Linked DNA regions of Homo sapiens: region 1 is linked to region 2. A link is a loop called in an ENCODE intact Hi-C map of the cell type or tissue named here. Cell type or tissue: transverse colon. All regions are shown on one strand. Each heading gives the region's core, and the rest is flanking DNA. Links, peaks and the distances in the headings are about the cores only. Region 1 has its middle 9.0 kb from the start of PCAT29. Region 2 has its middle 53 kb from the start of LINC02205.

Region 1 (5,379 bases), core at 237-5,236, 870 kb before region 2:
CCTCAGTTATTAGGTACCAGGCTTCTGGTGATGTGAAGAGTGTCTGTTGTAGCCACTGTTTCTGAATTGTTAATAAAATAAGACAGCTCTGGTCTGGAGGAGAGTTGGGGAGAAGCCCAGGAGTCTGCTTAAACCCCATGTCCAGGTGGGCATCCCCGACTGCTCTTCTTCCCTCCCTAAAGGTTCTGGGGATTCAGCCTGTTGCAACTTCCTCATTAACCCTTTCACCCATCATGGTGCTCATGGTGGGGTTCTGTCCCTGAGCCTGGCTGGGGAATGGAAAGAAGCCTCTCAGCATGCCACCACTCCCCTCACCGTTCCCAAAGACAAGCACTCTGGCCATTTGCATAATGGGGGCTTTATCACTAATCAGAGAAGGTAAACACACCAGGCAACAAAACAGTAAGCACATAGAAAGGCAAAGTTTTCAGAAATCTACAAATCCCTGATGCCGCAGGCCCTCACACATGGAGGCCCTACTGGACTTATTCTTTCTGTGCCAGGCTGGGTGAAGAGGACAGGAGCTAGCAGCTTTGATCCGCTCTATCATCACACTTGCAGTTTCAGGGGACTTCCAGACCAATCAACCACTCACTCCATCCCCTTTGCCTACCCCAACGCTAGCCCCTCTGTCCCAGCATTGTCTGGATCTCTACTTTGTCTTTGCCTGTCTCTGAACTGTGGGCTCCTTGAAGGGAAGAAGAAAGGTATTTTCTTCTTTCCTGTGTCCTCAGAGCTATCATATGTTTCCAAGAAGGGGATGGGGAAGTTTGGCCTCAGGTGTGAGGAGTAGTTGCCTGGGTCATTGGCTCACAGTGGGGGTGTTTCTGGGGTCCATGCAGTTACTCAGATGGTGCTCACCTTGCTGGGCTCTGTCCTACTCTCTCCTTCTTCTAAAGCATGCTTCTGGGGTGTGACAGGTACACTCAGAGGGATAGCCATCAAAGTGCATTCCTAGCTTATCCTTCCTTCCATCGAACTGCCTGCTGAGTGGTTTGCCCCAGTAAGAATTCGCCAAGTTCTTGTCTTAATTCTATTCTATTACACCTCATAAAGGTTGTAGCCCAAACGACTCTGAGTTTCAGGACCACAAAGCATCAGTATAGGAGGAAGCCTTGGAGAGTGTGTGGTCTGTCTGAAAAAAAATAAGTGGATAAAAAATGGGATGGTGCCTCCTCAAACATGAGTGTCTTTGTCAATGATCCCACTAGCCTTCTGGGCCACAGCCAACATGGAGGGCTAAGGTGGGCATGGTTCTAGTGCAAGTCCCTGAACAGGTACACGCCATCTGTCAGCAGGCATCTGCAGATGTTCAGATTTGGGCAGCCTGGCAGAAGATTTTGGGGTGCAGGCGATGGTTGGATTTTTCAGATTAAGCTTTGAGGTTTAACTACCCATAAATGACTTCAAGGTCTATTGCATGCCACCATTTGTAAATTGGCTGAAGTGGAATGTGAATTGTTGGTGTTTGAGGCTCATAAAAGGGAATGAGATTTGGCCTGGGAAGGGTCTTGTCCATTGACCAGTATCTCATCCCAATTTGCCCTCAAGTGTTCAAACTCATGAATGATAACCAAGAAAGCCAACTACTGGGGTTGTGGGTAGCAGTGTGGAGGAAGAGGCCATGGAGAATAAGAAAGTGAAGATTTTAAGCCAGAAAATAGAAACTTGAGGTAACTTAAGCTTTTCTTTTTTCTTTTTTTTTTTTTGAGATGGAGTCTCACTCTGTCATCCAGGCTGGAGTGTAGTGGGGCAGTCTCAGCTCACAGCAGCCTCCATCTCCCAGGTTCAAGCAAATTCTCCTGCCTCAGCTTCCTGAGTAGCTGAGATTACAGGTGCACAACACAACCCTGACTAATTTTTGTATTTTTAGTAGAGATGGGGTTTCACCATGTTGGCCAGGCTGGTCTTGAACTCCTGAACTCAGGTAATCCACCTGCCTTGGCCTCCCAAGGTGCTGGGATTACAGGTGTGAGCCACTGTGATTGGTCATAATTTTCAGGTATATATATATCTGAAATAAAAAATATATATATATATATTTATTTTACCATATGAGATAAGTTGTGTTTTATACTATGTCTTAGTCCATTTTCTGCTGCTATGACAGAATACCACAGACTGGGTAATTTATAAAGAAAATAAATTTATTCATTACAGTTCAGGAGACTGGGAAGGCCAAGGTTGAAGGGTTGGCATCTTGCAAGGGCCTTCTTGCTGTGTCATCTCATGGTAGAAGGCAGAAGGGCACAAAAGCCCAGGAGAGCAAAAGAGAGCTGAACTCACTTTTATAACAACCCATGCTTGTAATAATGAACCCTTTCTCATGATAATAACATTAATCCACTCATAAGGGTGAAGGCCTCCTGAATTAATCACCTCTTAATTATCCCACCTTTTAACACTGTCATGATGGCATTTAAATTTCAATGAGAGTTTTGGGAGGGACTTTCAAACCACACCATGCTGGTATTAGTAAATTTGGAGATTCACAAAATCTTTGGGATATATTCTTTGGAAATGTTATAGTAAACCTAACGCAATAGCAAAAATCTAGAAACAACTGAAATATTCCTCAGTAAAAGTGGTTATACAATAGGATCAATACATAATGTTTATATTAACAATTAAGCATGATATTACTGATATGTACTAAATATATTATGGTACTTTCATACTATAGAATGTATTACAGTTGTTAAAAAAATTTAAGTGATGGTTTAATAAATGAAAAAAGCAAGGTGCAGAGAAGAATGTGTTAGTATGAATCCAAATCCATTTATGAATTTCTTTTAAAAGCTTATGCACATTTATCTCAGGAGAGGCTCCATTTTTTTATTCTGGGAAGATACACAGGAATCTGTTGATGAGGGCTACCTGCAGAATCTGCACATCAACTCTCTGAGCCTCCGTTTTCTCACTTGTATAGTTGGCTTTGTAATCTCATATTCAGGATGTTTGTTAAACTCCAAAGGGACACCTCCTGGGCATAGCCAGCCATAGAGCCTAATAGAAACAGCAGCTATTGGTGTGTGCTCGAGGCAACGTGATGGGGGGACGTTCCATGACCTCTGCAGTCAGGCAGATTAGGGATTGCTACCCTCTACTTGTATGGATCAGAGGGGAGCTGTCTCTTGCTTCTGAGCTTCAGTTTTTTGTACAAATTCTTAAATGTAAAGATCCTAACGTAGCCCCTGGAATAGACCATGTGTTAGTTCTGCTTCTGCACAGCTGTGGAAGTCACACTCTGTAGGACTTCCTGACAACTGACTGTGGGCAAAAGGGTGCTTCCTATGAACCCTCCTGGGGCTCTGCTGAGCCTGGAGGCCCCCCTCCTGACTGGCAACGGAGAGAGGCCTGCTCTGGGAAGTGTTCCCACCCATCAGGCTCCTCACACTTCACTGGCTAGTGGATAGCCTTCCGGAAGCAGGCCTAAACACCCAAAATCAATTTGCTAAAAGCCAACTTGCCAAACGATCAATTCACTGAATGACTAATTTGCCATAGGACTAAGGATTTGTTTTCTAAATTTCAGTTTCCCTGTGGCTTTGCACAGAAGTTCTGGTTACAGAATTTTGCATGAGCGTCAAAGTTTAGATGCTGAGCCCAACTCCAGCACTCAATATTTTATATAGAAAGGATAGACTTGCCCCATCTCTCAGCCTCTGCCCCTGAATCTGCCTCTTCTCTGCTTTTTAAGTAAGTCTTTCTTTCAGATGCAGTTTCTATCTTCTCAAAAGTTGTTTTTTTCCAACCTGGCCCTATGTTTTCTTATGAACAGACATCAGCGATGATAGTAGATTTTTTATGGAGTAGGGGCCCAGAACTTAGCCCTAAGGAGGTTCAATACCATGCACTGGGGTAATTAGTGGAATAAAAGAAAGGGACATTTCTTGCAAATGTGAGTTTGTGATCTACGACTTATATCTACTTATTGTTATTATTTATCATTTTAATTTAAGTTGTAATAGACATTGAAATAGCATTTCAAGGTGAAGAGATCTATTTATTTGTTTATTAGATTTTAGATTCTGAAGCTTAGTTTAGAAGCATCTTATAGCCAGCACATAAGTGGATAAAATGTGTAGTCACTCCAAACCAGTAGTTTAAGATCTTGAGTTATTTTAACCCTTGATTTCCCTACATTTCTTATTTATTTCTATCTCCATGTCTATCTACCTAACCTTATGCCTATACCTATCTATGAACAGGCAATTCAGAAAAGCAGACTGATCCCAAATGTTTTCATATGCTTTGGAATGTGTGGTACTTTTTTAATTTCTAGATTTTCCCTCTTAGTAGTCTTCACTTACATCTGCACCCATTTCATATACTTGTACCTAGTAAACGTTAATTAGTTTTCTTATTAACTTTTTCATCAGACCACCATGGTCTCTTGAACAGAAAACTGTGCGGTTGACCTCTGGGCAAGTTAACTAATTTCACTGAGACTCAATGTCTTCATCTGCAAAGTGGGTGCAAAGTGGCCCATTCCTCGGGGGTCTCAGTTTTCTCATCTGTTGCATGGGATAATAATCTTGTCCCTGGACTGCTACTCTACCAGGAAGGTTGTGAAGGGGTTTATGATAAGATAGAGGTTGGAATGTTATGGGTTGAATGTTTATGTCCCCTCAAAATTCATATGTTGAAGCCCTAAACCCCAGTGTGACTGTAATTGGAGATGGGGCCTTTAAGGGAATAATTAACATTGAATAAAGCCATAAGGGTCGGGCCCTGAACTGATGGAACTGGTGCCTTTGTAAGTAGCAATCTCTCCCTCTATCCGTGTGTGCTTGTGGCAAGGAGAGGCCGTGTGAGAACATAGTGAGGAGGCAGCCGTATACAGGCCAGGAAAAGGCACCTCCCCAGAAACGGAATCCACTGGAACCTTGATTTTGGACTTCCAGCTTTCAGAATTGGGAAAAAACAAATTTCTGTTGTTTCAGCTGCCCAGTATTCTGCAGTATTTTGTTATGGTAGCCCCAGCAGACTAAAACAGAATGCCTGATTCCTGAAATCACGCCATCATTCTAGGGGTGTCTGTCTTGGAGCCTGGACTGGGAGTCCTGGGCCTGAAAGCCTGAGAGATGGCAGTGTGGGAGAGGCCACTTTCTAGGCAATGGGGAGAGAAGGAACCATCTCTTGGGAACATCAGCTTCTTTTGGGACGCTCCGCTCTGGGCTGCCTGTCCCTAGCCTCCATGGGCCAGGCTGACTGTGGACCCATCTCTCAGAGTAGCAAGGATCCTAAGCTCTGAATACTCAACGTCATCACTAGATTCCTGTTTAAAAAGTCTATTGAGCGGAAATATATGGAGTTGTGCTTTCTTAAGAAAAATCCAACATTTCTTCTAATGTTTGGTGAGGGAGCTGCTGAATG
Region 2 (5,379 bases), core at 101-5,100:
GGATGGATGGGGGTGGAGGGATGGATGGATGGAGAGATTGAGGGATGGATGAATAGAGGGATGGAGGGATGGGTGGATGGAGGGATGAAGGGATGGAGGGAGGGATGGACAGATAGGAAGGATGAAGGAAAGATACAAGCAGGTAAACGTCTTCATAAGCCCACCAAACCCCCCACCTCCCCCTCAGGCATAGTCTGAGGACCTGTACTATCTCCAATGCTGGAGGCCTGAGTCCCCCCATCTGCCATAAAACCTCTGCTTTGTCTCTGACATCAGAGGCCCTGGCCAAGGTCCTCTCCTTGCCACCCTTGTAATCTCATGCCTTGGATCTCTCGTTAGTACTTTATCCCTGTGAAGTGGATTGGACCCCATACCTAGAGGGGGTCATGGGAGCCCAACTTTCTCCTCAGAAATACACCAGAAGGTTACAGACCCTTCCCCTTGGCAAACCCTGCCTGCTCTACCCAGAGATGGAAGGTGGGACGATTGGCCCCAGGTCAGCTCCAGCAACAACTCCCCACGCAGGCCTCAGTCAGTGCTCCCTGGGAATCCTCCAGGCCCTCCATCTCCCCACTAAAAGCCCTTCCTGCCCAGGACTGGGGTCACATCAGTGCCCAAACCCAGGAAGATCCTTCACCTCAGAAGTGCAGGCATCAGCCAACCAGAGCAATGCCAGCCATGAGCCAGAGTAGATAGGCAGGGGCCAGGAGGTGCGCAAGGCTGACAGGAATAGGTATAAGCTAGAACTAGCCAGCTTGGCTCTGTCTGGTTCTGAGCACTGGAGGAAGGAAGGGATTCACACCTAGGAAGCTGGAGTGGCCAAGGGTGTCTGGAAGCCTGGGCATCTTCTCTGCTGGATCCATTGCTGAACATACAGACAGAGCCAGCCCCCACTCCATGGCTCCTCAAGGGACACAGCCCAATATGGACACAAGAGACACTCAAAAACAAAACCAAGACTTCCTGTCCCCAGCTCCCTGCCTCAAGGGACCTCAAAGCACCAGGGAGCTCTGGTGGCTGTCCCCAGAATTCTGTCCACAGCTGTGTTCTTTCCCTGGCCTCCCTCAGAGAACTATTTGTGTCCCTGGCTTGTGGGCAGTCAGACTGCCTCAGGTGTCCTCCCTTCTGGAAGCTTCCATCTCCTCCACCATGCACACTCCTTCCTCCAGGGAGCATCAAAGCCACGCTGCAAAGACACAGCCAGGCCTCTGCCCGACGGCCCACCCAAGCTGACAGAAACAGGCCTTCCTGCTCTTCTCATTCTAGAAAATGGAGTGAAATGCTCCTCAGAGAAGCAAATGACAGGGGAGGCCCCCTACAAAGACAGGTCAGCCATGGGACTGCAGACAGAGCTGGCTTGGGTCCCCACTGAGTGATGTCTGGCAAATGAACTCCTCTGAGCCCCTAGTCCCTGTCCTGTAAATAGAGGTAATACCAGAATGCCTGCTATATGGCGCCAGTGGTAAGCAGTAAGTGAGGTAGTTTCAATCCTGAGCTTAAAGGGTGCACTGCACAGTAGGGCTCAACAGGCCACAGTTCTCTTCGTGTGTGTGGGTGGATTCAGGGTCTCCCTCATGGACAGCTCAGGCTCTGGGGTCAGACATCCAGGTTTGAATCCAGCCCCGCCGCTGACCAGCTGTGTGTGCCTTCAGCAACTAACTCAGCCTGCCTGGCCCTCCACCTCCTCTTGGTGATGAGACCCAGTGACAGTCCCACATCCGAGGGCCATTAGGAGGGGCCAGCATAGCATTTAACACAGCAACCGGCATGGAGTAAGCGCTCAGCGGTTCTTTTGTTATTTTTATTCCACGCCAATCACAAGCACCAGGGTCTCTTCTTTTGTTCTGGAGCGCCAAGTGCCTTGGCCCCCAGGCCCCTGAAAGAGCCAGGTGGAGGGGCCGCCCGCGCTGGAACCCTCAGAGGCTGTTTCACCAACCACACCTCCTGACCAAATCAACATCACCTGTGGGACACTTGGCACCACTGTGTCACCCATAGGGAACCAGCTCTTAAGGTCAGGTCAGGAAACTGTGCTTGCGAGTGAGTTCCCAGAACAGGAGAACATTTCCCTGAAGCTCCGCCCCCTGGGCGCAGGTGCTCTGCGAGGTGAAAGGGGAGGCAAGCTGCGGGTGCACAGCGTCTCTCTCGCTGAGGCCCCGGTGGGACATCAAACGCTTGGAGCAGGCGCAGCCACAGCTGGGATAAAGCTAGAGAGTGGAGAAACCGGCTCAAGAGAGGGCAAGTGACTGTCCCAGTGTCACAGCGCAGCCAGTGCTCGGCCACATCACATGACCCTGTGTCACTGCTTTGCTACCTTTCCGCAGGCCAGAATTCTGAGGGATCTTCCTTTACATGTATGTGCCATTTTCATCACTTTTGAAAAGGCATATATATGTTTTTTTTGAGGCAAGGGCTCATTCTGTCACCCAGGCTGGAGTGCAGTGGTGCAATCATGGCTCACTGCAGCCTCGACCTCCTCCCAGGCTCAAGCAATCCTCCCAACCTCAGCCTCCTCAGCTGGGACTATGGGTGTGCACCACCATGCCTGGCTAATTTTTCTGTTATTTTTTTTTTTTTACAGAGACGGGGTCCCCCTGTGCTGCCCAGGCTGGTATCAAAACTCCTGGGCTCAAGGTATCCTCTTGCCTCGGCCTCTCAAAGTGCTGAGATTACAGGCATGAGCCACTGTGCCTGGCTTAAAAAGACATCTTTTTGTTTTGTTTTGTTTTTGAGATGGTGTCTTGCTCTGTCACCCAGGCTGGAGTGCAGTGGCGCAATCTCAGCTCACTGCAACCTCTGCCTTCTGGGCTCAAGCGATCCTCCTGCCTCAGCCTCCTGAGTAGCTGGGACTACAGGAACATACCACCACATCCGGCTAATTTTTGTATTTTCGGTAGAGACAGGGTTTCATCATATTGGCCAGGCTGGTCTCAAACTCCTGGCCTCAAGTAATCCACCCGCCTCGGCCTCCCAAAGTGAAAAGGCATCGTTTTTATACCTACATCTGACCATTTTGTTCCTTAACTTTTTACTCAGATCATTTTTTTTAATTGAGATGACATTCACATAACATACAATTAACCATTTTAAAGTGCGCAATTCAGCGGCATTTAGTGCATTCCAAATGTTGTGCAACCATCAGCTCTCTCTAGTTTCAAAACTTTTTTATCACCCCATAAAAACACCTCATACCTATTAAGGAAGCACTCTCCATTCCCTCTCCCTCCCCCAAACCCCTGATAACCTCTAATCTGCTTTCCGTCTGTCTGGATTTGCCCCTCCCCTCCCCTTTTCTCCCCTCTTCTCTTCCCCTCCCCTCCCCTTCCCTTTCCCCTTCTTTCTCTTTCTTTTCTTTCTTTCTTCTTCCTTTCTTTCTTTCTTTCCTTCTTTCTTTCCTCTTTTATTCTGGTTATATTGTATAAAAGAAATCATCATACAATATGTAGTGTTTTGTGAGCGGCTTCCTTCACTTAGCGTGATGTTTTCAATGTTCATCTACTTGTAGCAGGCATCGGTATTTCATGCCTTTTTGTAAGTTCATCCACTTGCAGCATGCATCAGTACTGCACTCCTTTTTGTAAGTGCATAACAGTCCATCATATGGGTCTATCACATTTGTCTATCCACATTCATTCGCTGATGGACATTTGGATCATTTTATCTTTTTTAAGCATACAGAAGAGTTTAAAGATAATATAATGAACACTCATTTTCTCACTACCCAAATTCAGCCACAGGGCCAGGACTAGGGTGAGACCAGTAAAGTGCCTCCAGCACCGCACTGAAGAAGACACTCACTCTTGGGGCCTGCAAGGGGCAGGGTGGACCCTGCAAGGTCATGGCTGAGGCACCTCGCTGGCCCAAACATAGCCCAGGCCCTGTTCAACAATTTTAATATGTTGCCATACTGCAACATATTTCATTCTACAAACATTTGTTTTGCTGAACCATTTGAAGACAGGTTACAGACCAAAAAAGGCTTCATCCTCAGTTCCTTGAGTCTCCTTTTTATAGAAAACCGTGTTCTTAATATGTTTCTATTTACTATTTCCTCTTCTGTAGAAGAACAGAAGAATGTTCCCCTGCATAGCCATGGACCCATTCTCACGCATGACCACATCAACCATAATTCTATATAGTTTCTGCCTCCAGTCCATATTCACATTTCCCGATCCTCCCAAATATGTCTTTCATACGTTTCTTGTTTGGTTGGTTGACTGTTTTGTTTATTTATTTATTTATTTTTGAGACGGAGTTTTGCCCTTGTTGCCCAGGATGGAGTGCAATGGTGCGATCTCAGCTCACGGCAACCTCCACCTCCCCAGTTCAAGGGATCCTCCCGCCTTAACCTCCCAAGTAGCTGGGATTATAGGCGCATGCCAACACACCTGGCTGATTTTTGTACCTTTGGTAGAGACGGTGTGTCACCATGTTGGCCAGGCTGTTCTTGACCTCCTGACCTCAAGTGATCTGCCCGCCTCGGCCTCCCAAAGTGCTAGGATTACAGGCTCATGAGCCACTGCATCTGGTCTTGTTTACTGTTTTCACCAGGGTCCTATGTTGTTTCCCACAGCACTTGTGGAATTGGGGCCTCTTTTATGCTAAAATATCCTCAAATTTTATCTCCAGACCATTGACTTTTTGAAGAATCCAAACCTTACAGTCTTATAGAATGGCCCACACTGTAGATTTGCCCTATTATTTTCTTTTTTTAAAATAAATTTTTTTTGTGTTTAAATAAAATTTTTTTGTACATTTTTGTAGAGTTTTTTTAAATAAAAATTTGTTTGGTGGGTGCATGTTTTGAATGCACTAAATGCCGCTGAATTGCACACTTTAAAATGGTGAATTTTATGTTATGTGAATGTCAGCTTTTTTGTCAATTTCTTTTCTTTTTCTTTTAATAAAAATTTTTTGTCCTACTATGTTGCCCAAGGTAGTGTCAATCTCCTGGCCTCAAGCCGTCTTCCAGCCTCGACCTCCCAAAGTACTGGGATTACAGGTCCAGCCCGATTATTTTTTCTTGTTGTCATTAAACCTGTTCCTCCATACCCTGTAAATCCTGTGATCTGAAAGTTGGGACTAATGCCTTAATTATATCAGGCTAAACACTTTGGCAAAAATACCCACAGGTGATACTGTCTTCTCATCACCTTACATCAGGAGGCCTGAGATGTCAGCTTGAGAAACTAACAAAGGATACTAAGTCTGAGCATGTGGCTAAACGCATGACCATCATCTCTCCCTATTATAATGGTACCTCTTCCCCTTTGTACTTAGTAAGTAATCTGGGGGGAGTTTCTTTGCAACTGCACAAATATCCTGTTCCCTAATAACCCTTCACCCAGTGGTATTTAGCATCTATTGATGATCCTGCCT

What was found. A loop is a pair of places that touch in the nucleus more often than their neighbours do. Peaks named below come from ENCODE experiments on the same cell type or tissue, not always from the same donor. Only the 100,000 strongest peaks of a DNase experiment are listed, where the experiment ranks them.
Region 1: a loop joins it to region 2, with 16 times the contacts of the local background. A loop is called at or near these places in 31 of 110 quality-filtered maps.

What each region holds. Positions count from the first base shown.
Region 1 is chr15:69,580,551-69,585,929 of GRCh38, forward strand. No RefSeq gene overlaps it. Among named protein-coding and RNA genes, the nearest start is that of PCAT29, 9.0 kb to the right of the region's middle. In transverse colon, for the core only: no CTCF peak of the experiment used is centred there; no DNase peak of the experiment used is centred there.
Region 2 is chr15:70,450,292-70,455,670 of GRCh38, forward strand. No RefSeq gene overlaps it. Among named protein-coding and RNA genes, the nearest start is that of LINC02205, 53 kb to the right of the region's middle. In transverse colon, for the core only: no CTCF peak of the experiment used is centred there; a DNase peak (open chromatin) is centred at 2,064.